3 separate regions of the Homo sapiens genome follow, and all the other regions are linked to region 3. The links are chromatin contacts, found by Hi-C or POLR2A ChIA-PET in ENCODE. All regions are on one chromosome and are shown on one strand. Each heading gives the region's core, a stretch centred on a gene start or an enhancer-like site at or near the end of the contact. The rest is flanking DNA. Distances are from core to core; before and after follow the strand shown. Region 1 holds the start of CD40 (CD40 molecule). Region 2 holds the start of PLTP (phospholipid transfer protein). Region 3 holds the start of SYS1-DBNDD2 (SYS1-DBNDD2 readthrough (NMD candidate)).

Region 1 (3,892 bases), core at 67-2,566, 760 kb before region 3:
ATAGCTTCTGACATTGTTGTCACAGCCCAGCCTCTACCTGGAGCCAAAGTTGGGAGTTATGAGGGCAAACTCTGCTCTTGAGAAGCCTGGATCACACCCTTCACCCCACCTCCTCTGGCTCTTTCTCCACTCCTACCACAAGGGCCCCCCTTTACCTCTTTCCAGCTCCGCCCTCCCCCTGCCTCCCTGTTCCCTAAGAGCCATTGCTTCAGGTGAAAGTGAAAGCTGTGGGACCAAAGCAGCCTCCCCACTCCCTCTCTTCCCTTGCTGCTTCCCTTGCTTTCCTTGATACCATGGGTCATTCCTGCCCAGGCTTCAGGCAGGAATCTACAGCCCTCTAAAGTAGGGGGAGGCCAGAGGGGCTGGGATGAAGGAGCCAGGTACTTGGGGGATTCCCAGCCTCCAGAATGAGGAACTACAAAAATACATTTAAACAAAAAGTGAGTCAAGTGTAGGCTTCTGAAAATCCCGGAGATATGCTTGGTTGGCTCTGAGCCCCTCTGGTGCCTGGAGAAACCCCTGGTTTCTCCAGCCCTCTGATCACCAGCCCTGTCAGAGCCAACCAGAACTCTGGTCTCCTAACCCTTTATTGTGTCCCATAAACTGTTCATCTCCCCAGGGGTCTCCTATGTCATCTTAAATTCAGGAGAAAAAGGCAAAGCCCTGGGGATTCCTCCTAGGTTGGAACACCCAAGATACGGTTCGGGGTGGAAGGCGATGTTAAAAGCTCCTTGCCTTCTCACAAAAGTACCTGGGCCTCTGCACCCATCTCTTGTTCCCACAAGATGCCCTGGAAGAAGGCAGCCCCAGCTGGCAAGGAGATGATAACTACTTACAGAGGCTGGCATCTGTCCACAATAAGAAGGGGACAGGAAACGGGCCAGACCCGCCCCTTCCCTTGGTCCGCCTCACTTCCCGCCCTCTGAACCCCCTACCAGTCTCTGTGTGGCCAGCCTCTGAGGCTCCCTAAACCCGTCCAGGCCGTCTAGGCACGCTTGGGCAGCCAGTGCCTTCCCTGAGCGGCCCCTGTAGGCCGCTCCCGGGACCCCAGCCCGGGAGAAGAGAGAGGCAGCCCACCCCATTCAGCCAGGAGCGGGGGCACCTTGCCCAGCTCCCACCCACCCTCCTGCCCCCACAAAAATCAGCCAGGAAGGCCTCTTCCCCGAAGTCTTCCTTCCCTTTCCTTCTCATTCCCCACTCCCAACTCCCGTCTGGTCGGGGCAAAAACAACTCACAGCGGTCAGCAAGCAGCCCCAGAGGACGCACTGCAGAGGCAGACGAACCATAGCGAGGTGAGACCAGGCGGCAGGACCACTGGGCGCCCGAGCGAGGCCTCTGCTGACTCCCCTGCCCCAGCCTTGGCCCCGCCCAGGAAAGGGGCGGGGTCTTCAAAGACCAATCGCGGTCCACCTATCGGGGGGGCGGAGCCCCCAGCAATTCACCGCGCAGGAGTTTCCCCAGAACATTCCCACAAGTCTAATTCCCCCGGGAGTTTAGGGACGCATCTTGCTGTGTACGGGAGGAGGCATGGTCCCAGAGACAGCTCTTCTTCTTTGCCCCCAGGTCCCACAAAGGCCAAGCCGAGGCGGGCTAGGAGCTAGCCTGCTTCCTGCGACCGGAGAGAGATCCCATGGGTGCTGGGGCCTGCCACAGGGACCCTCACGGTTTTCCCCTCCCTGCCCCGCTCTCCGCTGCCTCTAGGTATCCTGGCAGAACCGAAAGAGGCTCCACTGCGGAGAGGCCTGAGGAAGTTCCCCCCACACCACCACGCAGAAAACGGGAAGGCCACAGCTGGGGTATGGGGAGGCGTTTCAAGGAAGAGTTTCCCAACTCAGAATTTCGCTCTCTTTCAAAGGAAATTCCCTCGTGTGGGCGCGTCGTCTCAACTTCCCATCCATTCATCCATGCATCCATGCGTCCTCACCTCATTCCATTCCATCCCACCTCCCACCCAGCACCTGGAGACAGGCATTTATTAAGAGTGGGGCCGGGCGCGGTGGCTCACGCCTGTAATCCAGCACTTTAGGAGGCCGAGGCGGGCAGATCACTTGAGGTCAGGAGTTCGAGACCAACCTGGCCAACATAGTGAAACTCCGTCTCTACTAAAAATACAAAAATTAACCGGATGTAGTGGCGTTCGCCTGTAATCCCAGCTACTCGGGAGGCTGAGGCAGGAGAATCGCTTGAACCGCAGAGGCAGAGATTGCAATGAGCCGAGATCGTGCCACTGCACTCCAGCCTCGAAGGCAGAGCAAGACTCAGTCTCAAAAAAAAAAAAAATAAATAATAAATAAAAATAAAAATAAAGGTGGGGGCCAGGCGCGGTGGCTTACGCCTGTAATCTAACACTTTGGAAGGCCAAAAAGGGAGATTGCTTGAGGCCAGGAGTTCAAGACCAGCCTGGCAACATGGCAAGACCCCCATCTCTACAAAATAAAGAAATTTTTAAGTTAGCCAGGCATGGTGGCAAACACCTGTAGTCCCAGCTACTCAGGAGGCTGAGGCAGGAGGATCGCTTGAGCTCAAGAAGTCAAGGTTGCAGTGAGCCATGATTGCAATGATTACATCACTGCACTTCAGCCTGGGCGACAGTGCAAAACTCCATCTCAAAAAAAAAAAAAGAGTGGGCCAGCCTTTTGTGGCATCATAAAACACTTTAAGTATGTTAGGAAACTCGGGACCCTCTCATTTTGCAGAAACACACACACTTGTGCCTACATTTCCTGGGTTCATGAACTCTGAAGACGTGCTTTTGTTTTTTTGTTTTTTGTTTCGTTTTGTTTTTTGGGTGTTTGTTTGGTTTTTGGTTTTTGGGTTTTTTTTGACAGAGTCTCATTCTGTTGCCCAGGCTGGAGTGCAGTGGCATGATCTCGGCTCACTGCAACCTCTGCCTCCTGGGTTCAAGCAATTCTCCTGCCTCAGCCTCCCGAGTAGCTGGGATTACAGGCTGGCGCCACCACGCCCAGCTAATTTTTGTATTTTTAGTAGAGACGGGGTTTCTCCACGTTGGCCAGGCTGGTCTCAAACTCCTGACCTCAGGTGATCCGCCTGCCTTGGCCTCCCAAAGTGCTGAGATTACAGGCATGAGCCACCGCACCTGGCCCTCAAGATGTTCTTGAACCAGTGTTAACACTCTGCTTTGCAGCATGGAACACCTGGGTTCTGGTGCAGCCTCTGCCTCTGAAGGACTGTGTTCCCTTAGGCCTAAATTTTTCTCCAAGGAAAACTTAGGAGCTTGAACTAGACAACGGTTGAGGTGATGACCCTCCAAGCTCTCAATTTCTGGAAGAGGACAAGAGGCCAGACCTCACAGATCAGGGAGGATGGAAGAGGAGGACACTTCTAACCCCATTCTCATGGCTTCTGCTGTTAAGGGCACATTTGCAAGTCTTGTGGATTCTGCCTCTAGGATCCATCCCTTATTTTCTGTCACCTCTGCCACTGCCCTAATTCAGAGGGTGCCATCTTTCATCTGGACTGTCCCAACAGCCTCTCTCATTCCACAGGATTTATTGAGCACCTACTATGTGCCAGGCAACTCTTTACACTGCTGCGATTCTCTTGATAAACTCCAGATCTGATCGACTGGGACACTTTCCTGCATAAAAGCCTCTTTGGGTTTCCCTGCACCCTCAGGATGATCCAAATTTCTTATCCTGGCAAAGCACACCCTTCCTCACTCAGCCCCAACCTCTCTTTCTATGCTTACTTCCTGCCACGTCCTCCCATGCACACTGGCTTCAGCCTCTCCCCACTTCCCAGGCACACAATCTTTTTTCCTTACGGTTTATCTCATTGCTCTTGATGTTTCCTTCCTTTCCTTCTCCTTTCTTAAACAGTTTAAATGTTGCCTCCTCTTACACCTTCCCCAACTCCCTGAGGCAGAGGTAGG
Region 2 (3,769 bases), core at 1,270-3,769, 550 kb before region 3:
TGCTTAAGCAAGGGATCAATGTCATACACCTAAGAACTGACAACCTGGGGTGTAAACTCTTGTCTGTCAGACACAAGAGTCTAAGTACATAACTACCGGGCTATAAAGCCCACCTTCCACTCTTCCATGAACAGTCTACGGATTCCCTAATAGCAGCCACAGAATTGCTTCAACCTCTACTTCCTGTTAAAGAGGGTTCATAATAGTGCCAGTCTGACAGGTTGTTAAGGTTAAATAAATTACCTAGAATTCGGATGACCAGTTGTAAGGTTTCCCAGGGACTGAGTGGGTTCCCAGGAATGGTTTCAAAATGGGGATGGCTGGATGTGTGGCTCACGCCTGTAATCCCAGCACTTTGGGAGCCCAAGGCAAGAGGATCACTTGGGTCCAGGAGTTCAAGATCAGCCTGGGCAACATGGTGAGACCTGTCTCTACAAAAAATACAAAACTTAGCTGGACATGACATGGTACCACCTGCCTGTAGTCCTAGCTACTCAGGAGGCTGAGGTGGGAAGATCGCTTGAGCCCAAGAGGTGGAGGCTTCAGTGAGCCGTGATTGTACCACTGCACTCCAGCCTGGGCAACAGAGCAAGACCCTGTCTCTAAAAATATAAATAGGCGGCCGGGCGCGGTGGCTCACGCCTGTAATCCCAGCACTTTGGGAGGCCAAGGCAGGTGGATTGCCTGAGGTCAGGCGTTCGAAACCAGCCTGGCCAACATAGCGAAACCATATCTCTACTAAAAATACAAAAAATTAGCTGAGCGTAGTGGTGGGTGCCTGTAATCCCAGCTACTTGGGAGGCTGAGGTAGGAGAATTGCTTGAACCTGGTAGGCGGAGGTTGCAGTGAGCCGAGATTGCGCCATTGCACTCCAGCCTGGGCAACAAGAGAGAAACTCCATCTTAAATAAATAAATAAAAATAAATAAATAGGCTGGGCATGGTGGGTCACACCTGTAATCCCAGCACTTTGGGAGGCTAAGGCAGGCGGATCACTTGAGGGCAGGAGTTCAAGACCAGCCTGGCCAAAATGGCAAAACCCTGTCTCCACTAAAAATACAAAAATTAGCCAGGTGTGGTGGCACATGGCTGTAGTCCCAGCTACTTGGGAGGCTGAGGCAGGAGAATCACTTGAACCCAGGAGGCAGAGGTTGCAGTGAGCCAAGATCACACCACCGCACTGCAGCCTGGTGACAGAGCACGACTGTGTCTCAAAAAAATTAATTAATTAATTAAATAAAAAAGGAAATGGAACTATTTTTGTGAATCTGTGGATTATATCAGAAAAAAAAGACACAATGGGGAAAGTCCTAGGCAAATCAGGATGAGTTAGTCATCCTTCCTAGATGAGTGTTTGGTGCTAAATACATGCTCAGCAGACATGATTATTGCTTCCCCTTTCTTTCGTCCATTTGGCAACAAAAAGGTGGCAAGCACCCACTCTGTGCCCTGTCCTAGGGTCCGGGAACCCTGTAAGCAGTAGATGGAGGTGGGGGTGGGGGTGGGGGCGGGGATGCTGTTCAGAGCACCTTGCTCCAAGGGTTCATTAAAAAATCCACCAGTGGACCGGGCGCGGTGGCTCATGCCTTTAATCCCAGCACTTTGGGAGGCCGAGGCGGGCGGATCACAAGGTCAGGAGATCGAGACCATCCTGGCTAACACGGTGAAACCCCGTCTCTACTAAAAATACAAAAAAAATTAGCCGGGCGTGGCAGCGTGCGCCTGTAGCCCCAGCTGCTGGGGAGGCTGAGGCAGGAGAATGGCGTGAACCCGGGAGGCGGGGCTTGCAGGGAGCCGAGATCGCGCCACTGCACTCCAGCCTGGGGGACAGAGCGAGACTCCGTCTCAAAAAATAAAAATAAAAAAAATAGAAAAAACAATCCACCAGCCACGATAAATGGCAGACCTCCTTCTGATTTCAGCCGGTGTGGTATGTTCCTGGGCTGACAGCACTTGTCTAGTCTTGCTTTCCCAAGTGGGAAAGGTCTCTGGGACCTTAAGGTCCCCAGGTGGTGACACAGAGACAGGTAGGGGGGCCCATAGCAAAGCCAGGCAAGGAGGTCCCGAGATGATTGTGGGTGGCAGGGAAAGAAAAAATATTCCTTGACTTTGTGCCTGGACCTGGTTGTAATAAAGGCCCAAGAGGTAGTTCCTATCATCGTGCACATTTCGCTGAAGGAAGAAACTGAGGGTCAGTGACCCAAGTGAAGTGACTTGCCCAAGATCATGCAGGAAGACATGGATAATTGTAATTTGAACCAAGGTCCCAGCAAAGTGGGATTGTTGGGGCTGAGTGGGCCGGCTCCTGCATTTCCTTCCCTCTCCCTGGGCTTGGGTCTCCCACTTGTCCAGACAGCGGCCGGGCTTGTCACGGGGCTCTGTGCAGCCTTTTCCACTCTCCCGGCTGCCAGCGTCCCGCCCCGTCCCCTCCCAGCCCCCAAGGGAGGAGGGGAGAGCTGCAGAGAGGAGGAGGGGTCGGGGAGGCCGGCTTTATAAAGGCGGCTGGAACAACCCTGCCCGCCAGACCCCGTCGCCCGGATCCCCTGAGCTGCCCGCCATCCCACGTGACCGCGCCGCCCCCCAGCTCCACCGCTGAGTGAGTTGGGGCGCGTCCCTATCCCGTTCCCAGTCCCTCGCCGAGCCGCGTGGTGCACTGAAGCCGGCGTGGGGAGGAGAGCCGATGAAGGAGAACGCTAACATGGGGGCTCCAGGCAGAATCTCTAATGGGAGAGATTTAGGACCTGAGGGAGCCGGGAGACCCGGGAGCCCACGGTCTGGTCGGCCACCTCCTCTCCTCCCCGGGCGCGAGGCCTAGGAGACCGCAAGCCACCCTCCAAGAATGCGCGTGCAGTCGTTGCCGTGGCAACGTGCAAGCCTGCATGGGCCCACCGCTAAAGGAAAGGGGAGGTTGTTGGGGGTGTGGGGGCTGGTCCCCTGGAGGTCCAAACTCATCACGCGGCGGTAGCACGAGGGAACTGGGAACGTCCCCTCCCCCGTGTCCCAAATCCTCTGGGAGCCAGAACGCAAGTCGCATCGCCTCTCTGAGCCTCAGTTTCCACATCTGCCATATGGAGGCAAGATTATTGGTTCCAAGTTCCCCGAAGAGTTATCTGGAGGGTAACGATCCAGGCTAGTTCCCACTTATGGTTGGACGTCCAAGGAATGGGTTTAAGCGGCTCAGATAACTCCTGCGACCCCACCCCACCCCCAGGCCCGCTCGCCATGGCCCTCTTCGGGGCCCTCTTCCTAGCGCTGCTGGCAGGCGCACATGCAGAGTTCCCAGGCTGCAAGATCCGCGTCACCTCCAAGGCGCTGGAGCTGGGTAAGGCGCAGGGGCAGACAGGGACGGACGGGAGCGGACGGGGTTGGGGTCGCCCCAACAGTGGGCACGGGAGCTAAGTAAGGGTTTCTCTGCTGCTTCAGTGAAGCAGGAGGGGCTGCGCTTTCTGGAGCAAGAGCTGGAGACTATCACCATTCCGGACCTGCGGGGCAAAGAAGGCCACTTCTACTACAACATCTCTGAGTAAGTGGGGGGCGGGGCCTCGCGATCCGGGGCGGGGCCTCGGCGGTGGAGGCGGGGCCCGAGAAATCTCAGGGTCTCGGGAGACTGGAGGCTGAGTGGGATGGGGCGTGGCCAAATCGATGAGGCAAGACTTAAGAAACCGGATGGGGCCGAAAAGATAAAGGCCAAGCCAGTCATCATAGGCGGGACCAGGCAGATGGGCGTGGCCTTGAAAATGTAGAGGGGGCCAAGAAGGAAGCAGGACCAG
Region 3 (4,243 bases), core at 1,022-3,521:
ATTTGTTTCTCACAGCAGGTGGAAAGGGATTATTCTCATTTTACAAAGGAGGACGTAAAAACTCAGACAAGTTAAGTTGCCCAAAGTAATAAACAACAAGAGTAAAGTCTAGAACAGCGTTCAGCTGACTATGGCTCCATAGGCCTGGCATCTGCTCCTGTACATAAGGTTTTATTGAAACACAGCCACACCTATTCACTTATATATTTGTCTATAGCAGCCTTCTGTGCTACAATGGCAGAGCTGAATAATTGTGACCTAAAATCCTTACTACTTCACCCTTAAAGGAAAGGTTTGCTGATCCCTAGGCTAGAACTCAGGTTGTGTGCATCATATGGCTCTTCAACAAAGCCTGGCATTCCCACAGCTCTTCCCAGGAGCATAGAGTCTCCTACGAGACTACAACTAGGCATATGGTGGGTGTGCAACCTCCACTATCCAACACAATACTATCAAATGCCAAACATCTGCACCACACTTTCAGCTGACAAAGAAAGGTCTTTGACATACATAATCTCATATTATCCCTAAAAAAACCTCACAAAGCCATTCTTCTTCTTTTAATTCTTATCACTTTTTGGATAATAACTTGCCCAAGGGCTAACACAGAGAACAAGCAGCAGGAGCAAGGACTCCATCCCAGGTCTCCTGGCTTTAAGAACTGTGCTCGGCCGGGCGCGGTGGCTCACGCCTGTAATCCCAGCACTTTGGGAGGCCGAGGCAGGCGGATCACGAGGTCAGGAGATCGAGACCATCCCGGCTAAAACGGTGAAACCCCGTCTCTACTAAAAATACAAAAAATTAGCCGGGCGTAGTGGCGGGCGCCTGTAGTCCCAGCTACTTGGGAGGCTGAGGCAGGAGAATGGCGTGAACCCGGGAGGCGGAGCTTGCAGTGAGCCGAGATCCTGCCACTGCACTCCAGCCTGGGCGACAGAGGGAGACTCCGTCTCAAAAAAAAAAAAAAAAAAAAAAAAGAACTGTGCTCATCACCACGCCACAGCTGCCTCTTAGATGTAACAACTTATAGGCCTCCTTTACACTTTACAAAGTACCTTCTTATTCCTAAACCCCTCTGGGCCTTGTAACATTTTGTTGAGGGCAACATGGTAGGAGCATCCGGCCCACTTTTCAGAAAAGGCTCAGAAAGGGGAAGCAACTTGCCCAAGGTCCCACAGCTAGTTTTATATGTTTAGGCCTAGACTGAACCCTTGCTTTTCTGAACCCAAAGCACATGCTCTTTATATTGCAGTCCACGACCTCTCTGCAACTAGTCTCATGGTTTTGAAGACAGGAAAACAAGTTCACAGAGGTGACATTTGCCCCAGGTCACACAGCTAGTAAGTGGATCTTAAACGGACGCCTGTCTGACCCCAAAGTCCAGGCAGTTTCCACTGTACCCGCACGAATGCTCTTTTATCCACCCCTCTCTCCGATGTGGCACCTGAGAACCTAGCTCAGAGAAATCAAGTCACTTTCCCAGAGTATCAGAAAGGAAATGTATCAGAGTTGCCTGGAACACAGACGTGTTTATTGTATTAACATCCAGGCCCTTTTCTTTGTACTAATCAGCCTCTGCTGTCATTCCATTTTATGGATGAGGCAGCTGAGGCTCAGAAAGGTGAAATCCCTTTCCCAGGGCTACAAAGAAAGAAGGTGACCCAGCCACGTCTACAGCACAGTAGTGATGGACCACAAAGCCTACTCGGGGAGGCCGAGACCCCACCCGCCCCAGTCCGGGGACCCTACCTCGGCGTCGAACATCTGGTCCAGCGAGGGGCTGCTTCGCACTAGCCCGTCCACCAGCGCCAGCCACAGGCCCAGCGAGCCGTAATACACGGTCTGCATGAGGACGATCTGCGACAGGATCAGCAGCGGGTCCCACACGTAGCTGCGGAACTGACCCGCCATGCCCTGCAGGGACACGAGCCGGGCCTCAGCCAGCGGCCTGTCTCCATGGCAACGTCGCCCCGCCCGGGAGGAGGGACTGGAACCAAGGGGTGAGCCCATTCCAAGAGTCAGGGGGAAGGCGGGGCAGACAGACCCATTCTCAGAGTGAGGGGAAATCCAGCCCATTCCGCCTGCGCGGCCCCCGCCCGTACACGAGCTCCTCTGGGGTCTACTCACCAGTGACAGACTCGACGATCGAAGTGTCTGAGCGTGGCCCGGCCTCACCGGCGGGCTCCCAAAACAGCGCTGACAGACAGGACCATGGAGGAGAGGCGCTGCCGGCCTAGAGAGGCAAAGCTCCAGCGACCACGGCGGCAGGAGCGGCTGCGTAGGAAAGAAACGTTTCCGGGGAAAGCAGCGGAGGGGCGGGGCTGAGGTTGCGCAGGCGTAGTGGGTGCAACCTCTGCCTGAACCTCCTGAACCAGGTACAAGCAGCCGGATAGCGAACTGAGCACATGCGCAGAAGGAAGAGTGAAGGCAAACGGAAGAGAGGAACGAAGGCCGCAGAGCTTGCGCGCCCTCTAGAGGGGAATTCTTTTTTTAAAGGAAGGCGGCTAGGGGAGAGGCAAGTGGGGTGGCTTAGGACGCGGTAATGATGTTTGGGAATTAACGAGGTGATAAACTGTGTCGTTATTTTCAGCCTAAATTCTCAATGTTTTCTCCTAGTTAGAGTCTGATAACTTGAAGTGGACCTGCAAGCTCCTCCACGTAGGAGTTTGCCAATGTTCCCGCTGTACAGATAGTTAAGCTAAGGGCCAGAGAAGGAAAGCAACATACTGTTTCAACGACACAGTTAGTAGCAAAGTAAGTATTAAAATTCAAGTGTTGGTCGGGCGCGGTGGCTCACGCCTGTAATCCCAGCACTTTGGGAGGCTGAGGTGGGCGGATTACCTGAGGTCGGTGTTTCGAGACCAGCCTGACCAACATGGAGAAACCCCGTCTCTGCTAAAAATACAAAATTAGCGGGGCGTGGTGGCGCACGCCTGTAGTCCTAGCTACTCGGGAGGCTGAGCCAGGAGAATTGCTTGAACCCGGGAGGCAGAGGTTGCAGTGAGCCGAGATCACGCCATTGCACTCCAGCCTGGGCAACAAGAGCAAAACTCCGTCTCTAAATAAATAAATAAATAAATAAATAAATAAATAAAATTCAAGTGTTTCCTCAACACTACAACATTGATTTCGCACCTACTCGGTGGCAGGAAGGCTAGAACATGTATATATAAGACAGCCCCTGCCCTGAGACACAGATGAACTATATTAGAAGGCAGAGTAGTGGGTGTTTTAAAATGTGGGTGTCCAGTGGAAAAAGGCACAGGTTCTGAAGTCGCACATAGGAGTAAATCCTGACCCTCTCTGCTGCCATGACTGTTTTATCTATCTTCCAAATCCGAATAGTGGACAGTCAGTAAATATTTGCTGAATGAGTTAAGAACAGAAAAAGCAAGAGCAAATCGATAACTCACTTATTCCTACTCCAGCAGACGAAAACCCATCAACTTCATTGATCCTAGGTTCCCCCTCTCTGAAGTGGAAAGACGGGAAGTAAGTTGTTCCAGGAAAAGAATTTGGGTTTTAGGGCCAGCTATGCCACCCAGTGTGACCAGCAAGCCACTTCCTTCTTTAAACCTCAGCTTCCCTGTTTATGAAATGAGGAGTTGGACATGATTAACGTTTTCCACCATTTAATCTACCTTCCAGTAATTATTTTCTCATTAAAAAAAAAACTTAGGCTGGGCACAGTGGCTCATGCCTGTAATCCCAGCACTTTGGGAGGCTGAGGCGGGCAGATCACAAGGTCAGGAGTTCAAGACCATCCTGGCTAACATGGTGAAACCCCATCTCTATTAAAAATACAGAAAATTAGCCGGGCCTGGTGGCAGGCGCATGTAGTCCCAGCTACTCGGGAGGCTGAGACAGGAGAATGGCGTGAACCTGGGAGGCGAAGCTTGCAGTGAGCCGAGATTGCGCCACTGCAGTCCAGCCTGGGCGACAGAGCGAGACTCCGTCTCAAAAAAAAAAAAAAAAAAACGTATCAAAGAGCCATGTAACTGCCAATCAGAATTTCTGAACAGCTTGTGGTAGCCGTGTTATCACCTTGAGCTGATACAATTCCAGACAAAAGTAAAGAAACTTGAGACTTTATTGAGAGTGTGCGATTGTCCTTATCATTTGGAAATACCCTGAACAGTTCCCCTGGACTCCAGTTGGGGAGTTATTAAGGCCCAAAGATTTCTTAGGTGCTTTCCAGCTCAACCATTCTTTTAGGCACCTCAATTCAGTCCAACAAATATGTATT

The links. Hi-C counts contacts between places; a loop is a spot of excess contacts on that map. ChIA-PET counts read pairs that join two places held with the same protein, here RNA polymerase II (POLR2A). Pooled maps may share reads with other maps.
Region 1: a loop to region 3 is called in a map of GM12878, with 2.2 times the contacts of the local background. The contact joins the promoter of CD40 here to the promoter of SYS1-DBNDD2 in region 3. A Hi-C loop is called at or near these places in 1 of 168 maps with a recorded cell type or tissue (GM12878), 6 of 37 single-sample maps with no recorded cell type and 5 of 50 pooled maps.
Region 2: a pooled map shows a loop between it and region 3 (7-fold over the local background). The contact joins the promoter of PLTP here to the promoter of SYS1-DBNDD2 in region 3. A Hi-C loop is called at or near these places in 7 of 50 pooled maps. POLR2A ChIA-PET finds 5 or more read pairs at or near these places in 3 of 52 experiments (H1, HEK293 and activated CD4-positive, alpha-beta T cell).

What each region holds. Positions count from the first base shown.
Region 1 is chr20:46,115,738-46,119,629 of GRCh38, reverse strand. It overlaps CD40 (CD40 molecule), which reads right to left and starts at 1,316. Exons shown (of 9, transcript NM_001250.6): 1 at 1,236-1,316. The coding sequence starts at 1,286. RefSeq lists enhancers at 94-443, 1,454-1,513, 1,279-2,095, a silencer at 1,318-1,537 and a cis regulatory region at 37-2,134.
Region 2 is chr20:45,910,905-45,914,673 of GRCh38, reverse strand. PLTP (phospholipid transfer protein) reads left to right here and starts at 2,519. Exons shown (of 16, transcript NM_006227.4): 1 at 2,519-2,595; 2 at 3,211-3,321; 3 at 3,423-3,522. The coding sequence starts at 3,222.
Region 3 is chr20:45,361,197-45,365,439 of GRCh38, reverse strand. SYS1-DBNDD2 (SYS1-DBNDD2 readthrough (NMD candidate)) reads right to left here and starts at 2,271. Exons shown (of 6, transcript NR_003189.2): 1 at 2,125-2,271; 2 at 1,747-1,911. It overlaps SYS1 (SYS1 golgi trafficking protein), which reads right to left and starts at 2,284. Exons shown (of 4, transcript NM_033542.4): 1 at 2,125-2,284; 2 at 1,747-1,911. The coding sequence starts at 1,908. It overlaps LOC124904914 (a long non-coding RNA gene), which reads left to right and starts at 2,072. Exons shown (of 2, transcript XR_007067609.1): 1 at 2,072-2,372; 2 at 2,614-3,084. RefSeq lists an enhancer at 2,115-2,554.